Linked DNA regions of Homo sapiens: region 2 is linked to region 1. A link is a loop called in an ENCODE intact Hi-C map of the cell type or tissue named here. Cell type or tissue: OCI-LY7. All regions are shown on one strand. Each heading gives the region's core, and the rest is flanking DNA. Links, peaks and the distances in the headings are about the cores only. Region 1 overlaps CDK14 (cyclin dependent kinase 14). Region 2 overlaps CDK14 (cyclin dependent kinase 14).

Evidence for each region. Peaks named below come from ENCODE experiments on the same cell type or tissue, not always from the same donor. Only the 100,000 strongest peaks of a DNase experiment are listed, where the experiment ranks them.
Region 2: a loop joins it to region 1, with 2.0 times the contacts of the local background. A loop is called at or near these places in 2 of 110 quality-filtered maps.

The regions. Positions count from the first base shown.
Region 1 is chr7:90,703,792-90,712,132 of GRCh38, forward strand. All of the region lies in intron 2 of CDK14 (cyclin dependent kinase 14), which reads left to right. Among named protein-coding and RNA genes, the nearest start is that of CDK14, 110 kb to the left of the region's middle. RefSeq lists enhancers at 5,262-5,381, 5,832-6,021. In OCI-LY7, for the core only: CTCF peaks have their summits at 5,139 (motif pointing right) and 5,349; DNase peaks (open chromatin) are centred at 5,170, 6,060 and 6,890; H3K4me3 peaks cover 3,818 bases; H3K27ac peaks cover 3,977 bases.
Region 2 is chr7:90,834,321-90,842,661 of GRCh38, forward strand. The region is part of intron 5 of CDK14 (cyclin dependent kinase 14); the gene reads left to right. Among named protein-coding and RNA genes, the nearest start is that of CDK14, 240 kb to the left of the region's middle. In OCI-LY7, for the core only: a CTCF peak has its summit at 4,628; no DNase peak of the experiment used is centred there.

The DNA of each region.
Region 1 (8,341 bases), core at 300-8,299:
AGGAGTAGGCTGAGCCAGCAGCGGTGGTGCACACCTGTAATCCCTGCTCTTTGGGAGGCCAAGGAGGGTGGATCACTTGAGCCCAAGAGTTTGAGACCAACCTGGGCAACATGGCAAAATCCTGTCTCTACAAAAAATACAAAAATTAGCTGGGCATGGTGGCATGCACCTGTGGTTCCAATTACTCAGCAGGCTGAGGTGCTGAGTGGGAGGATCACTTGAAGCTGGGAGGTCCAGCCTGCTGTAACTCATAATCGTGCCGCTGTACTTCAGCCTGGGCAACAGAGTGAGACCCTGTCTCAAAAAGAAAGCAGTGCCCTGAAATCAGATTTTTTTGAAAGCCAGGCAAAAATAAGATTTTTAAAAAATGATAGTCTGCATCTACCAGTTTCTGTTATAGAGTCATAATTGTCAACTTTACACGCTGCTTCTTGACAACCTTAACAATCTGAAGTTCCCTTGCTATAGCTCTAGCTTTGGATTTTAATTTCCAACTTAGATGAAGTTCATAACAAAACATTTTTTCACCTGAACATATTTTCTGCAGTTCATAGGGATCAGCACAGGATTTATCTTTAGCCAAGACATGTTACAGCATCCATTGTATGCAAAATTGTATCAGCAATGTAGGGAATGCAGAGATGAAGAAAATGTGGCATGTATGTGTGTTTATTAGAATTGTGTTGTTTTTATTAGTGTTCTGGATGTGTAGGTTTTGAATGGTCTTCCTCAATATCATTTTCCACATAAGTCCTTTGGTTTTTAGGGTGTAATTTAACAGAATGTAAAGTTTTGCTGGGAACAGATTTATTGGGTTGTGATAGAATCACCTATGTTTATTGATAAAGTTAGTTCTTTTTTCCCCTACAGAATCAAGAAAACACTCAAAGTTGTATAATATTAGGAGGAAAATCTCAACATTGCCATGCAATGTCGTGCATGACATATGGATAGGTTTGGTATTGTGGTTAAGACATGGCTGTTAAACATTCAGTTTAACAGATTCCTCCAGAATTTCACGGTGTTTTGGGAAAGTATTTTAGATAAGTGACATTTCTTCAAATATATGAGATTGTAAGTAGTGAGTGACATCAGAAGAGAATTAAGTCATAAAGTTTTTAGGGTTCACAAAAAGGTTGGGGTTTAGGCTTACTAAAACAAAATGAACATTTAAAAATCAATAACATGAAATTTTACCATAAAAATTTACAACATAAAATAGATTACTAATATATTACTAAATATAATCTATTTTAAAAGAGAAAGTATTTGCTAGGGTTATATGGAATTATAATCATTTGAAAAGCAACTTATTTTTGGAAAATTTCTGTTTTCTTTATTACTTTTGAAAATAAATTTATAATTTTTTCCTTTCTTTTAGACTTAAAAGTTTTAATGAAGCTAATTCATAAAGTAGCTGATTATTATAGTTAGATTCGTATATATAAAGTACTCTTTTCTTCCCTCATATTTAAAATTTTCTTAGTGTTTCTTTTTCCTTGTTCTGTTAAAAAAAAGTGTTTTCCCTTCACAGGCTTTTGGTAGAAAAGGAAAAAAAAAGATAAAGATAGAAAAAAAGTAATTCTCTATCCCTTTCTTCAGTTCTTTTTTCCAGGTTTTAAAAAATTGTTTGGCCCCACCTGTCCTTCAGACCCTATTTATGTGAAGATCAGTCATCTGGCAGCCTCTTGTGTCTGAGATAGCTCCACGAAGGCTGACATGAAACAAGGGTTTCTGAGTACTGCAGAGCCTGTGGAGTAAGGCCTACATGTTTTCCACTCAGGAGAAAGTTCATGGTTCTGCTTTGAACCCACCTGTTGACTCGAGCCATTCACACCCTCTTCTAATAAGCCTGATTATCTAGTTGCCCAATACGGGGATGGCTGAGGAAGCCTGTAGCAAGAAGACTGAGGAGAGTGTGGTGATATTAGAAGGAAGAGGCACATATAGGGCCATAATAAGTCGATTTTGATGCTAAAAAGAGAATGAATCATAAAAATGAAGCAGAAGAACACTTAGATGTCAGATTATTGAGATTAGGAGCCAGTTGGCCCTGTATACCTACTGTTAAACCCCGAGGGCTGCTGCTGATGTTTATAATTGGCCCCATCATCAGTTGAAGATTAGATTGTGTTTATTATAATCTCTTTTAAAAGTCAGGGAAGTGCATACTACTTTTTAGAATTTAAAAAAGTCTCATATAAAGACAGGCATTTCAAAGGATCGATTTTTGTTTACTCACAAAAATGACCTAGTAGATGTTAGTCTTGTTTTTCTCTCTGTCCACTGAGATTGTTTTTACAAGCCTTTTTGTCTCTTCTCTTTGAAGCTATAATTTTTATTTTAACCTCTACTGTTGTTCTTTTATGGCATAGTTTCAGACATCTCAATGGCCTCTAATAAAGATATTCTTAACACCATAGATTGTGAATCCTGTATGACATAATGATTAATTTCCTGCAGCTTTGCGCTCTCCCTGCTCTCTTTACTTCTGCTTTATAGTCAGACTTGGTGTCTACATGCTTGTTGAGACTATTATTTTCCCCTACCCATTCCTCAAGCTACCCATCCATTTCCACTCTACATATGTCCACAGAATTTGTTTGAACTTCTGTCATCAGCAACTCTTCTTACTGTTTATTTATTCAGCAAGTACTGAGTGCTGTCCTAGGGGCTGGGGAAACACAGGAGAACAAACGAGAAGTCCATGCTCTTAAGCAGTTTACATTCTAGTGGGGAAGGAAGACAAACAAAGTAAATTAATGAACAAAAACAGTGTAATGTGATAGGGGAGGGAGGAGCAACAGCAGAGGAAAGCCAGAGAAGGACTCTGAAGAGGCAATACCTGAGGTCCAACTGAGTAATGGGAACAAGTCAGCCAAGGGGTTATCTGGGAAGAACATTCTAGGCAGAGAGAACAGCAAACAGAAACATTCCTGAGAAACCAGCTTTGAGGAAAAGAAAAATTGTCCATTGTGACTGAACCATAGTTGGATGAGTGTTGTGCTCAGATCCACTTGGTCAGTGGGTGCCTAGGGTGAACAGAAGTCCTTCCCGTCCAGGTCTCAGTCAGTGACTGATCAGCCCAGGGATACAAAAGCCTGGCCCTCTTGCTTCAGGGGAGACTAATGCTGGGTGTAGTTTTTGTCTGAGGCCACATTCTTCCTTGGCTTTTCCCCTCCCTGTCCTGCCTCCCCATTTCTTTTCACTGAGGGCACTGCCCCCAATAAATTGTAAGATCTGGGCCCAGCTCTGTTTCTAGGAAACCCTGACCTAGGCATATAAGCAAACTTTTGATCTATCATCTGAGCTCCAGACCCTTAGACAGCTGCTTGTGCAACATGTCCACTTGGATGTTCAGAGATACCTAAAACTCAATGTGTAAAAAATTGAGTTTATAATAGTTTCCTCTTTTCCTCAAGCTTGTATTCTTCCTGTGTTCACTGGTTTACTTTATGAACCAGCCTTTTACCTAGTTATACTAGAGAATTCAGTATAGATTTTCCCTTTCCATAGACTTCATGTCCAGTCACTCAGCAGGTAACCCATGGTGAATGCCTCTTACCTCTGTTGTTTTTCCACCCACATTTTCATGGCTTTAGTTCAGGGCCTTGTCTGAAACACTAGCTTAGCTTCCCAAGTGGCCTCCCCACTTCCCTTCCTTCACCTCTCCAATCCATTTCTACACCATTACCCTGTCGTAAGATGAAAAATCTCATCCAGCCACTCTTCTGCCTCTAGTCCTGTAGGGCTTTTCTATTGGATAAAATGGCAACTTCATATAGGATAAAATTCCCAACTTTTTAGCATGGCTTACAGGGCCCTTTCTGCCCTGGCATTGAGCCACCTTTCTTCTGAGCCTTCGCAGTGGTGACCACTGTGAGTATGGCTTGGTTATTTCCTCATACAGCTTCCAGTTTCAGGCTTCATGCTATTCCCCAAATGTCCTTCTTCTCCTGGGTAGTACTGGAAGCTTCAGCTTTACGTTACCTCCTCTGTGAAGTCTTTTTTTGAGCCACCTAAGGAATATTATTTATACTGAATAGAGCACTCTCAAAATACTCATTTCAGTGTATTATAATCACTTGCTTTATTTCTAATCACTTAAGGCATTCATTGAATGCAGAGCACATGGCTCTTCACATTGCTAGGCACATTAGCACGTTTGCTGAATGAATAGATGAAAGATTAAAGGAGAAATGTTACTGTGTTTGTTGGTTTTTATACAAGATATCTTAGTGAACACAAACATTGTACGAATGTTAGGGGAAAGGGGATTGCCTAAGAAGAACCTTTAGCCCTAAAATTTGGAGTTGGGAAATTCATTAATTTTTTAAATGTTAATTTAATATTTGCTAGATGCCTAGCATTGTATTATGTGGTATTTAAGTAAATTTTGAAAAATGCAATTGGCGTGATTTATCAAGGGCCTTAAAATGGGGAAAATGCCAACAGTACAAGAGAGTTTTATGAGGTGGTGTATGATTAAATCTTGAATGACTCAAATAAGAAGTGCTGTTGGTTCTGGAAAAGGTGTCTTTGTGGGCTGGAGGGATAACCAATCACAAAAAAGTCAGGTTCTTGAAAGACCTGTTGAAGTCTATTCTGCAAAAATGATGCTCATATAATTCAATAGTTTTCAGATATTAAGGAGATAGCTTTCTCTTTTGACTTTGTTGAAGATGAAAGTATGTAATATTTGTATTTGAACAATAACTTTTTAAAAAGATTTTACATGAGCTTTTGTGTTGTAAGAAAACAAAGTTGAATTATCTTCACAGTGTCATTCAAAATGATGAAGGTGAAGATAGTTTGCAAGTGGGAGAAAGAAGAGATGATTCATTTAAACCAATTAGGATGTGAAGGGAAAACACTTTGCCTGAGGTTTCTCATCATCATTGTATACCCTAGTTTGGGGAGCTTTGGGAATATCGACCACTTATCATTGACACAGTAGTTACCGCCTCTTGTAATTTTTAAAATACGTGAATATTTACAAGGTTAGATTTCATGCCTTTTTTATTTCTTGCCTAAGGTATTTCTCAGTTGTATTGTTGTATCTTAATCTAATTTATGTCCTTTTGTGATTCTGTGTACCGAGGACAGGAACTCCTTTAAAAAAGAGTGGATCAACCACTCTCCTGTAGGGGTCGCTATGAGAGTAGCAGTCTGGCATCCTTCCTTTGCCGCCTAGCACCTTGTGGCATGACTTGGCACAATTTGCCTAAGGGTTGTGAGATCTGGCTTGTTTTGGTATTTTATTTTTCAGAATGGTATGAGCTCTAAGTCCACCAAAAATTCTGCAAGCTCATAACTATGCATTCTTTTACTTTGGTTCTGTGTATGCTGCATATGCTGCACCTGTGCTTTTTTTTTTTAACCACATATTTGGTGCGTGGTTATTTTAGACTTCTCATCATACTCCATTTGCATATGACAAATATATACACGTAGACACCATTTTAGCAGCTTTTGCAGCATGCATGATGGTGGCTGAAACTTGGCCTTCTATAGGATCCCAGATTATTATTTAATGGGGTTGTCACTCAGGACACTTACTGGCTTTCTCCAGTGCTCTTAAAAAATTGAATTGAGCATGATGAGGTGCATCCCCTTGATTAAATGTTTTTCCTCCTATGCAATCACCATTAGCTGTTTGGCTCCCATTCTGTATTCTTCTGAAGCAGCCCTGCATTGCAAATCAATATCTTTCTGAAAAGACAGTGTGTTGTGAATTGCCTTGACAGCATATGCACGGTTACTTTGGCTGCAATGCTGCTGCAGAGCCCGGTTACTCTGCCTTCGTGGGAACTCCACAGGCAAGTCCATCGTGTTTGGAAAAAAAAATTAGATTTTTTGGAGAAAATAATTGAGCTGTTAAAGCTATTGATACTGAATGTTAGCATGTCCTTTGAGTTCTTCTCAACAGTTTTTGGTCTTATTCCACTGAGATTAGCTTCTCTTAGGGGATTTCTGGGCTTTTTTTTTTTTGCTTGCTTATGCATCCCCCTCTCTTGGTTGTAGTACGGCCGTACCATTTCAGCTTGCTAGTGCAGAAAGATGTGAATTCAGTTGCTGTATGAGCCTGGCCTGGTGCAAACACATTGCTAGAGACATGTTAAAGAGTTCCAGGTGAATCAAGCCTGAGGGAGACAACAGCAAAACGGTAAGACAGAGCATGCTTAAAATTACAGGAGGGGTTTTAATTTGGAGCATCTCGGCAAGTCTGAATCCTGACTCACTCATTTACAACTTAAAAAGGATTCATTTTATGCATGTCATTTTACTCACTTCCTTCTATTTAACTGCCAGAAACATCACAGATTGATAAAGGGGGTATTTAAATTAGAGACTGACTGGAGGTTACTCATGGGAGAGTCTTTTGAGGCTCCCGAGGCTACTGCTTGTAGTTTGTAAACACCAGTAGCAGTGATAAGATGGGGAAAAGGTTTAACGACTGCTTCTTTGCCATATCTGAGTCTTATTCCTTCTGAAACTAGTCTTTATTTATTACAGCTGAAAGAGATCTTACATTTTTTTTTGCCTGGCTGTGCTTGGCTGAATGCCCTCTGAGTCAAGCAAGTGAAGGACGAGAGACTACTTTTTCCATTTGAGTAAACTGATGTCCATGAATTTAGCTGGATTGGATCTGAGTAGAATAAATATCTCTAATATATTAGAGACCTGGGGCTTCCTCCCTGCTCATCCTATTTCCTTCCTTTTTGGATCACAGAAATACACCTGCTTTAAGTGTGTACTGCTGAGCAGAGGTCAGTGTGCTGGTATTTTGCATCATTACACCTGTAGTGGTTATGCTTTTATGTACAGAAGTGATAATTCTTCGTGCAGTTCTGCGTGAAGTGCCAGCTCTAATAGTAGACTATTAGCATTTTGGATGCTAATGGAGAACCCCTGCATTCATGAAGGACCGTGGTAGCAGACAGCCTACTCCAATGAGGCTTACCTGCTTGTAAAGCAGATAAAATTGAGAGATAGGAATGTAAACCTTGACGTCTTCAGAGACTGAATTTTTGTTTCCTTTGTTAATTGTCACACAGTTGACATATTTGATGTGGCGGGGGTTTGAACTTGAAGGACATGTTTTAATAGTGTTCAAAGTGAGATTAATAACATTACTTAGTCCTAGTGACTTTATATGGATCCACCTATTATTATATAGGTGCTGAATGTTAAGGATGTCAGCATTTGATTTTTTGCTTTAAAAATATTCCACTTGTGTATAGTTTAATTAACTTAGTACTTTATGTAAAATGTAGATGGTGAATGTTAAAAAAATCAGTAGCTTGCATGTTGGCTATTATACAGAACTGGCATGTAGCCAGTTCTGTATAATTTTGTGACATAAGTAAATTTAAGAAAGATCGCCTGATTAGTTGATAGGCTAATTGAGAGAAATATGGGTAACTGTTGTGGTTCACTATGAGTAAATTTCTTTAAATGGTGCAGTGCTTCTGTATTCACTCAACTATTTACTGTTGAGGTTGGACATTGATTGTTGGGAGTGAATATTTGGATTTTCTTCCAAAGATAGATCAAATTTACCTCTCTTTTTTTTTAAACTTTTTTTTTCTGTTTGGAAGATGATGCGCCCTGTGTTTACTGTTTCTTTTTCTGAGAATCTTGTGTTTTAGCTATTCATATTTTTACCTTTACTTTGTGTGAGTTGTGAGGATTTTTTTTTCATCCTGTGACAGAAGGAATTGTAAGTTTGCGAAAAGTAATTTTTAAAAAGTAGAGCAATAACGTGACTGATTTTACAATCATACGATATTTCTCTCATTCTGCAAATATTGATTAGCCACCCACTATGTGTAAAACATTGTAAGACCTGCTGTAAAGGAAGTATGGATGAAACAGTACATTTTCCTGAAGAAGCTTAGATATAGTTGTGTTAGTATTTTCCCCTGGAATACGCCCCATTATACTTTCTCATGGATAGTCAGTTTGGTGCTTTTTAATCCTCTCCTTTTAAAAAAGCATTTTTTGGTTAAACATTTTTGGAGTCTGTTGTGTAATAGTGGTGAGTAAAACAGATCTAGTCCTGGTTCTTATGGAACTTATAGTCTACTATGTTTTTTTTTTTTTTTTTCAATTGAGCCGAGGGTCTCACTATGTTGGCCAGGTTTGTCTTGAGCTCCTGGACTCATGTGACCCTCCTGCTTTGGCCTTCCAAAGTACTGGGATTACAGGCATTAGCCACTGCACGCAGCTACAGTCTACTTTTAAAAATATTTCAAAGAGAAAATATGTGGCAAGTTTTTTTTTTTCATTTTGGTAGTTATGAAGGAGATATTGTATGCTTTGATATTTTTTATTGTGG
Region 2 (8,341 bases), core at 33-8,032, 130 kb after region 1:
TTTGTTTTGTTAAAACAATGGGAGTATGTCAGACATATAGATTGACTTCCTTGAAGACAAGTGAAAAGCAAGTAAGGCTGGAAGCTGATGTGTGGAGACTGAGAGGGGAGTGATCAGATAAAGTAGGGCCTTGTGTATGAAAGATGAGATTTTATTAGGACTGTAATGGGAAGCCACTGGAGTAATTGGGAAGAAATTGGAGGTTTTGTTCGTTTGCAGCATAAGTTTTAAAAGAGTACTTTGCATTTGGGTTTTTAGTAGACTGGGAAGAAAGGTGTTGGTAGTTTAAACTAAGTTTATAACCTGGAGATGGGGAAAAGTAAATGGAGACTGGACATTTTTTGATGGTACTGCTAATGGGACTTTCTGCTGGATTGATCCAGGGGATAAGAGGAAATAGGAATCAAGGCCAAATTCTGGGTTTTATTTGTTTAGCATTTACTGGAATGTATTATTTTATGGGAATAACAGGTTTGGGGCAGATCTGGGGGAAATCAAGGATTCTTTGAAATGGCTATCAGCCATGCAATTCATGATGTCTAGTTGGCAGCTGATGTATAAGGCTGGTGCTCAAGGATACACTCAGGCTAGAGGGAAAAGCTAGAGATTTATCAGTGAACAGATGGTCTTTAAAACCACAGAAATAGATGAGATTATCCATTCAGTGAATGTAGACAGAAAAGAGGGCTCAAGTCACAGCCCAGGGTTTAGATGTTAGGAGGATGAGGCAGCAGGAGTGACGGTGACTGACAAGGAGCAAAGGAGGACAAAGTAAACAAGAAGATAAAGGCATTGAAAAAGGAGAAAATAATCTGTCAGAGGTTTTTGCGAGACAGAAACTGACTAGAAAGAATGAAAGACATGGATGCCAGATTAGAGTAGGTTATGGATAAAGTGGGAGGTGATAGAGGAATTTGTAAGGATTGGGATCTTAAGAAAGAGTAACTGAGAAATGATTGTTAAGCGTGGGTAAGTGTGGCAGGTGGGGAGTGGAGAACTTGAAGTCAAGGGAGAATTTTATAAGATGGTGCTCTAGGGTATGTTTAAAGGTAATGTCCTAGCAGAAAGAGAGGAAGACTAGCCAGAGAGAACAGATAATTGCTGGAAGGAAGGGGAAGGAGAGATGGTTGAGTTTGCCCTTTGTAGGAGCAGTGGATGCCAGGCTATGAATACAAATGCGCTTAATACATGTAAGTCTCTGTGCAAGACAATGATAGTGAAAATCAAAGTGTGTTGTTGACAATGAAGTGCTAGGTAAATGTGACATGATCCTGTCATTCTGCAATTACTTCTATTACTTCTTGCCTCCCTCACCTCCTCCTCCTGCTCCTCTCTCACTTCCTTCCAAGTCACATATAGTAGTCCAGTGTACAGTACTAGTACAGTACAGTTTGTGGGTATATATTAAGTCCTGCATCACTTAATAACAGAGTGCATTCTGATAAATGTACCGTTAGGTGATTCCATCTTTGTGCAAACATCATAGAGTGCTAATATAAAAATATAGATGGTGCAGCTTTGTACATACCTAGGCTATATGGTATATAGCCCATTGCTCCTCGGTTACAAACCTCTACAGCATGTTTTCCTATTGAATACTGTAGGTAATTGTAACACAATGGTAAGTATTTGTATATCTAAATGTAGAAAAGGTGCAGTGAAAATACAGTATAAGAGATAAAAATGGTACACCTATATAGAGCACTTACCATGAATGGAGCTTGCAGGACTAGAAGTTTCATTGGTGAGTCAATGAGTGAGTAATGAGTGAATATGAAGGCCTACTATACTACTGTAGACTTTATAAATACTGTATAATTAGGCTACACTAAATTTATTTTAAAAACTTTTTCTTCAATAATAACCTTAGCTTACCATTAATTTTTTTACTTTATAAACTTTGTAATTAGAAACACTTTTAGACTCTTTTATAATAACCCTGAAGTTAAGATGCAGACACATTGCCTAGATGTACAAAAAATATCTTTTTTCTTTATATCCTTATTCTATAAGCTATTTTTAATATTTCAATTTTTTTCTTTTTTACTTTTTAAATGTCTTTCTTAAAAACCAATACACAAACACACACAGTAGCCTTGGATTCATGGGGTCAGGATTATCAATATCTCTATCTTCCACCTCGATGTCTTGTCCCACTGAAAGGACTTCAGGAGCAATAACATGCTTGGAGCTGTCATCTCCTATTATAACAAGGCCTTCTTCTAGAATACCTCCCGAAGAACCTGCCTAAGGCTGTTTTACAGTGATTTTTTTTTAACAAGTAAAAGGAGTAAAGGCATACACTAACATAATGATAAAAATGGTATACATAAACCAGTAACATAGTCATTTATTATCATTATCAAGTATTATTGTTCTGTACATAATTGTCTATGCAACCCTTTTATACAACTGCCAATGCAGTAGGTTTGTTTGCACCAGCATCACACAAACACAGGAGTAATGCATTGACCTACAATGTTATCATGACCATGACATTAGTAGGGGCTAGACATTTTTAAGCTCTATCATAATCTTATGTGACCATCGTCATATGTACAGTACATCATTGACCAAAATGTCATTATGCAGCATGTAACTGTATATTGTTTCTGTACCTGCTGAGCAGCAAGTAGAATGTTCACCTCATTTGCATCACAGATTCTTTTGAAATACAAGTTAAGCAGCCAGTCTCCTTCTCAGGAAAATACAAAATCATAAAAGCATGCAAATAAAGGGTTTCTGGGACAGCTGGCACTTGCTCCAGAGTAGGAGTTAGTTTTAGAGTTTAATGGGATAGCTGGCCATTTTCCCTCAGGCCTTTGGACCGTATGGCAATGATTATTCCTGGGCATTGTGATCACATGCAAAGGTTGTATAAGAGAAAGAATCTTTGCTATGGAGAGTTTGTTATTAGGCTTGCTACACTTCTGCAAAATATTTTAAATAATATTTCTTTCTTTCTTTTTTCTTTTTTTTTTTTTTGAGATGGAGTCTCGCTCTATCACCCAGGCTGGAATGCAGTGGTACAATCTCGGCTCACTGCAACCTCCACCTCCTGGGTTCAAGCAGTTATCCTGCCTCAGCCTCCCGAGTAGCTGGGACTGCAGGTGCCCACCACCACACCCGGCTAATTAAATAATATTTCTAAGTGAAATAAAATTCTAGACAGCAGAATGATAAGCTTAGTGTATTAGAACATGATTTCAGAGTCATTCCAGATTACACAGAAAGAGATGGGCCAAACTGTCACTGCCCTCTGCTTTTATAATCAAAGGCTGGATGTATTATCTCTGTGGGGAGAAAGACATGTTGGGCCTAGAGAAGCCTGGCCAGAGTATCAGAGATGGACTTAGAAGCCCAGCAGAGCCTGTTCTTCTTTGCTTTTTTTACTACTGGATTCTGCCTTCTTGACTCTGACTTGACCTGGTCAGGGGAAGGTGGGCAGACAGATTCAGAGGGGCATATGGGCACCATCTCTGGTGTGAGGGTATGCCTGGGTTTTGTAGGATGAACCTTAGAGATTCTTACAACATTAGTGTTAGAAGACATATTAAACATCTAGAGTAGTGATTTTCAAGGCTAGGGTGGGTTGCAGATCAGGATTGTGGTGAGGAGGGGAAAGGATGTGTTGTTTGGAAAAACATATGTAGGATGCCTGTTGTTTCCATAATACAAATTACAAAACACACACTCACCAAAGTTCCCTCTGCTGCAACGGGTATGACGGTGGTCGAGTGTTGCAGGAAGTCAGGGACCCCAAATGGAGGGACCGGCTGAAGCTGCGGCAGAAGAACATAAATTGTGAAGATTTCATGAACATTTATTAGTTCCCAAAATTAATACTTTTATAATTTCTTATGCCTGTTTTACTGCAATCTCTGAACATAAATTGTGAAGATTTCATGGACATTTATTAGTTCCCAAAATTAATACTTTTATAATTTCCTATGCCTGTCTTTAATCTCTTAATCCTGTCATCTTCATAGGCTGAGGATGTATGTCACCTCAGGACCCTGCGATGATTGCGTTAACTGTACAAATTGTAAAACATGAGTGTTTGAACAATATGAAATCAGTGCACCCTGAAAAAGAACAGAGTAACAGTGATTTTCAGGGAACAAGGAAAGATAACCATAAGGTCTGACTGCCTGCGGGGTCAGGCAGAATAGAGCCATATTTTTCTTCTTGCAGGGAGCCTATAAATAGATGTGTGAGTAGGAGAAATATTGCTGAATTATTTTCCCAGCAAGGAATATTAATAATTAATACCCTGGGAAAGGAATGCATTCCCAGGGGTAGGTCTATAGATAGCCGCTCTGGGAGTGTCTGTCTTATGCAGTTGAGATAAGGGATGAAATACACCCTGGTCTCCTGCAGTGCCCTCAGGCTTACTAGGATTGGGAAATTCCAGCCTGGTAGATTCTAGTCAGACTGATTGTCTGCTCTTGAACCCTGTTTCCTGTTAAGATGTTTATCAAGACAATGCGTGCCCAGCGGAACATGGACCCTCATCAGTAATTCTAATTTCGCCCTTGCCTTGTGGTCTTGCTCTGCCCTTTGCCTTGGGATCTTTTATTGCCCTTTGAAACATGTGATCTCTGTGACCCACTCACTATTCATATACCCCCTCCCCTTTTGAAATCCCTAATAAAAACTTGCTGGTTTTGCAGCTAGGGGTCGCCATCACGGTCCTACCAATATGTGATGGCACCCCCGGAGGCCCCGATGTAAAATTTCTCTCTTTGTATTCTTTCTCTTTATTTCTCAGACCGGCTGACACTTAGGGAAAATAGGAAAGAACCTATGTTGAAATATTGGGGGTGGTTCCCCTGATAGTTGAGCAAGAAAGTTTTGTAGAAAATTTGGGTGAAAGAAATGCAGAGATCTTGTTCCAGGCATTCATTTAAGAGGTGAGGAAATGAATCAAGTCTCAGTGGTTGATTGACCTGCCTAGGGATTCATAGTTAATAGTGTAGAATTGAGACTATGGCTTGGCCTCCAGGGTTCTAGCTGTGTGCCTTTTTGTACTCTGCTAATGCCCCTTGCCTCTGTTCAAGTAAGTCATTAGCCATAATGAACAGTTTTGCTGTTTCAGTGTGGTGAAATCCACAGCAAGATAGCTTTCTAGTGACGAAGGTTGTATACAGGGAAGCCCATTTGCTCACTTCCTCCCACCCCATCTGTTCTTTTCCTTAGCATACAGGGCTTTAATGATCTCTACTTGCTGCAATGTGTCTCTCAAGATTTAAAAACAAATGGCAAATTTGTGCCTCAGGAGTCTTGTGAAAACAACATATTACATGTAAGAAACAAATAATTTTATTTTCTGGTTATTTTTCACACTTCTTCCAAATGGTATCATAGGATGCTATGCCTAGTTTCCCTTTCTCTAGTATAAACTATTGGTTTTAATGAAATATCATTTATTACAGATAGTAGGGTTTTATGCATTTTTTTCATTCAGAATCAAAGTGGAATGTGTTCCAAGTGCTTGTGTGCATAGTGAAGTTTTTTTTCCTTTTTGAAATTGTTTCTTGTATTATGTTGTTGCCTCATGCCTCCATCCTGTACTGACAGACGGGTTTGCTTGCTGGGATGTTTACTTCAATGCAGCCAACATATACTGCATGCCTACTGTGTAGACATCTAGAAGGATGTAAAAAGAATGAAGGATGTGAGTTAAGCTGACTATCATTTAAACTTTGGGATGATGGGATAAGAGACTGGAAATTACTTGCTTCAGATGACAGGCTACATCTATTTTCCTTCTAAGAGGACTGTCCTATTACCTTGTCACTGTCACCAGAAGCTGTCGGACTTTCAAGCTAAGATGTTCTCTACTCCTGTCTTTTCTAGCCTGGCAACTGCCTATCTTTGTTTCAAAGCCCTGTTTAATTTTAAAGGAGTGAAAAAGACTGCGGTGTGTGCAGTTTTCTGTGTTGGAGAGATTGGCAGAGTGATTTTCCAGAACCAAGGACTGAGTGGAGCTCAAGTCTTACTTGTTATTTGATCCATAAAGTTTGGAAAGTTCATGATCCTTAAAAAGAACTATATAAGAAGGCTTTTAGTTTTCTTTAAAGCCATAGTGATTTGCCAAAAATATATCCAAAAGAATAACCAGAACAGGACATTCTTCTCTAATTAACTATAAGTTCCCATTTGATGTATTAAGATTTAGGTAAGCAGGGAGAACAAGAGTTAAAATAATTCTTTGTCTTTTAACTGTGATCTTTCCCATCCCTTCCTTTGCTAGGGTAGGACTGGTGGTTGGAGAATTGGATACATAAGGGAAGCTTGTGGCCTCAGTCCAAGATAGGACAATATGGTAGTTCTGGAAGAGATGTAGGAATTCTGAGTAATAGTCCAAGATACCTTTCTCTTTATCCTTTTTCCTGTTTTATTCACTTCCACTTTGATGCATTCCCATTCCACAATCAGTATGTTTTACCTTTACAATAGAAGGTGATACAGACTGCTTACCATAGTTTCTCTTATACCAAAGGGCTACAGCTGTTCTCCATTGAGAGGTTTAGCCAATATTGCATTAGTAGAAATTCTGAGGGATTTTCTTTAACTTTTTCATTGACATTGTGTCTGTTTAAAGTGCAAGTGAATGAAGGAAAAATACAAGAGAGTACACACTCATATGCACATACAGGTACATATATGGTGGCATATGAATAGAAAAAGAAATGGGAGGGAAGGTATCAAACTGGTTTTCTATAGCTAGAATTTGATGGATTTTTGTGTTTTTTTGCTTTATACCTTTAGAAATTGTTAAACATTTTTTGAGGCAAATAAGTTTTACTTTCATAATCAGGGTAAAAAAAAGTTTTCCTATTTGAAAAATAAAAGTTACAGGGAACTTTTAGAACATTGCAACTATTCTATGTCTTATTGTAATGGTGGAAATAATTCATTTGTCCAAACCCATACAATATAGAAAACAAACAGTGAACATGAACTGTGGACCTCAGTGAATAAAAAAGTGATCAATTTTAGCTCATCAGCTGTAAAAAATATAGCCTCCTATGTTAATACTAGGGGAACCTGGGAAGTGGGAGAGGAGGGACTATATGGGAACCCTCTGAACTTTCTGCTTACTTTTTTTTTGTAAACATAAAACTGCTCTAAAAATAAAGTCTATTATTTAAAAATAAAAGTAATATACAATATTGTTAAATTTGGGGTGGTAACTAAACATGTTGCTTAATTGCCTCCTTTTTTGTTAGTTGCCCATAACAGAGCAGTTGCTTACGAAGCAGCACTTACCTACAGCAGCACTTCCTTATGAAGTTTCTGATAATAATGATATTTTCATCATATATATATATGTACACACACACACACACACACACACACACACACAGGTGTCAGCTTTCCCAGTGGAACAAAAGGAGCTGGGAAGATTCTAGTGACTGTGGTTACTTGAGGGTACTTCTTATATTCTTAGTAGTTCCAGACACTTGCTTATGGAAAAGAGGAAACTAATTTTCATGGAGTGCCCACTCTGTGTTGGGCACTGCGGTAGGTGTTTCGCATGTCCTCATGCAGCCTTTAATACAGGTACCATCCTTACACTGAAGATGAGGAAGCAGCTGAGCAAGATCACAAGCTAGCAGAGACAAAGCCTAGAATTCAAATCCTATGTATTTTTTTAAAAAATAATCATAACACCTTGGAGTGCCCTTAGCAACAAGCATATAACAAAGCAACAGAGCAATAACAGCCCCTGCAAGTTTAGTTAGAAATATTTTGAAAAATGAGAAAAGTACTTTAATAGCTAATTGTATCTTTGGATTTATTATACTCAAAACGATGACACAGGTTAGTTTGTTATGTACTAGGCAAATTTAATACCTTATTTTATATATTTTCTTACAAGATGCTATTTTGATCCTATGAAGCCATCATTTGACATTTTGGCAGTAACATTAGGCATCTAATTTCACTTTCTTTGTTCCTGTCAAACGATCCCCACAAGTACAAAGTGCTGTGTCAGACTCATGTGAAAACTTTGAAGAGTTTGAAATAAGACAGCTTAAAGTGGGAAATATTCTCTTATTAGTGATTGGTGTGAAAGAAGGCAGTGAGAATGTGCACCAGAAAGTGATCTGGTACTGCAGCCTAGGAAAATAAAGGCAGAAAGGAAGGGTGTTAGGAACAAGTGGCACAGATTGGAGAAAGCAGAAGCTGCTAGAAAGACTTTTGAAACAAAAAGACGTCTTTCTCTCAGAAGAACCAGAGTGTGTCAGGCACAATCTGGAAGTAAAACCCACACATCTATGTGCGTCTGTGCGTGCATACACATACACATGAATGGCGAATGGCAGTTTGT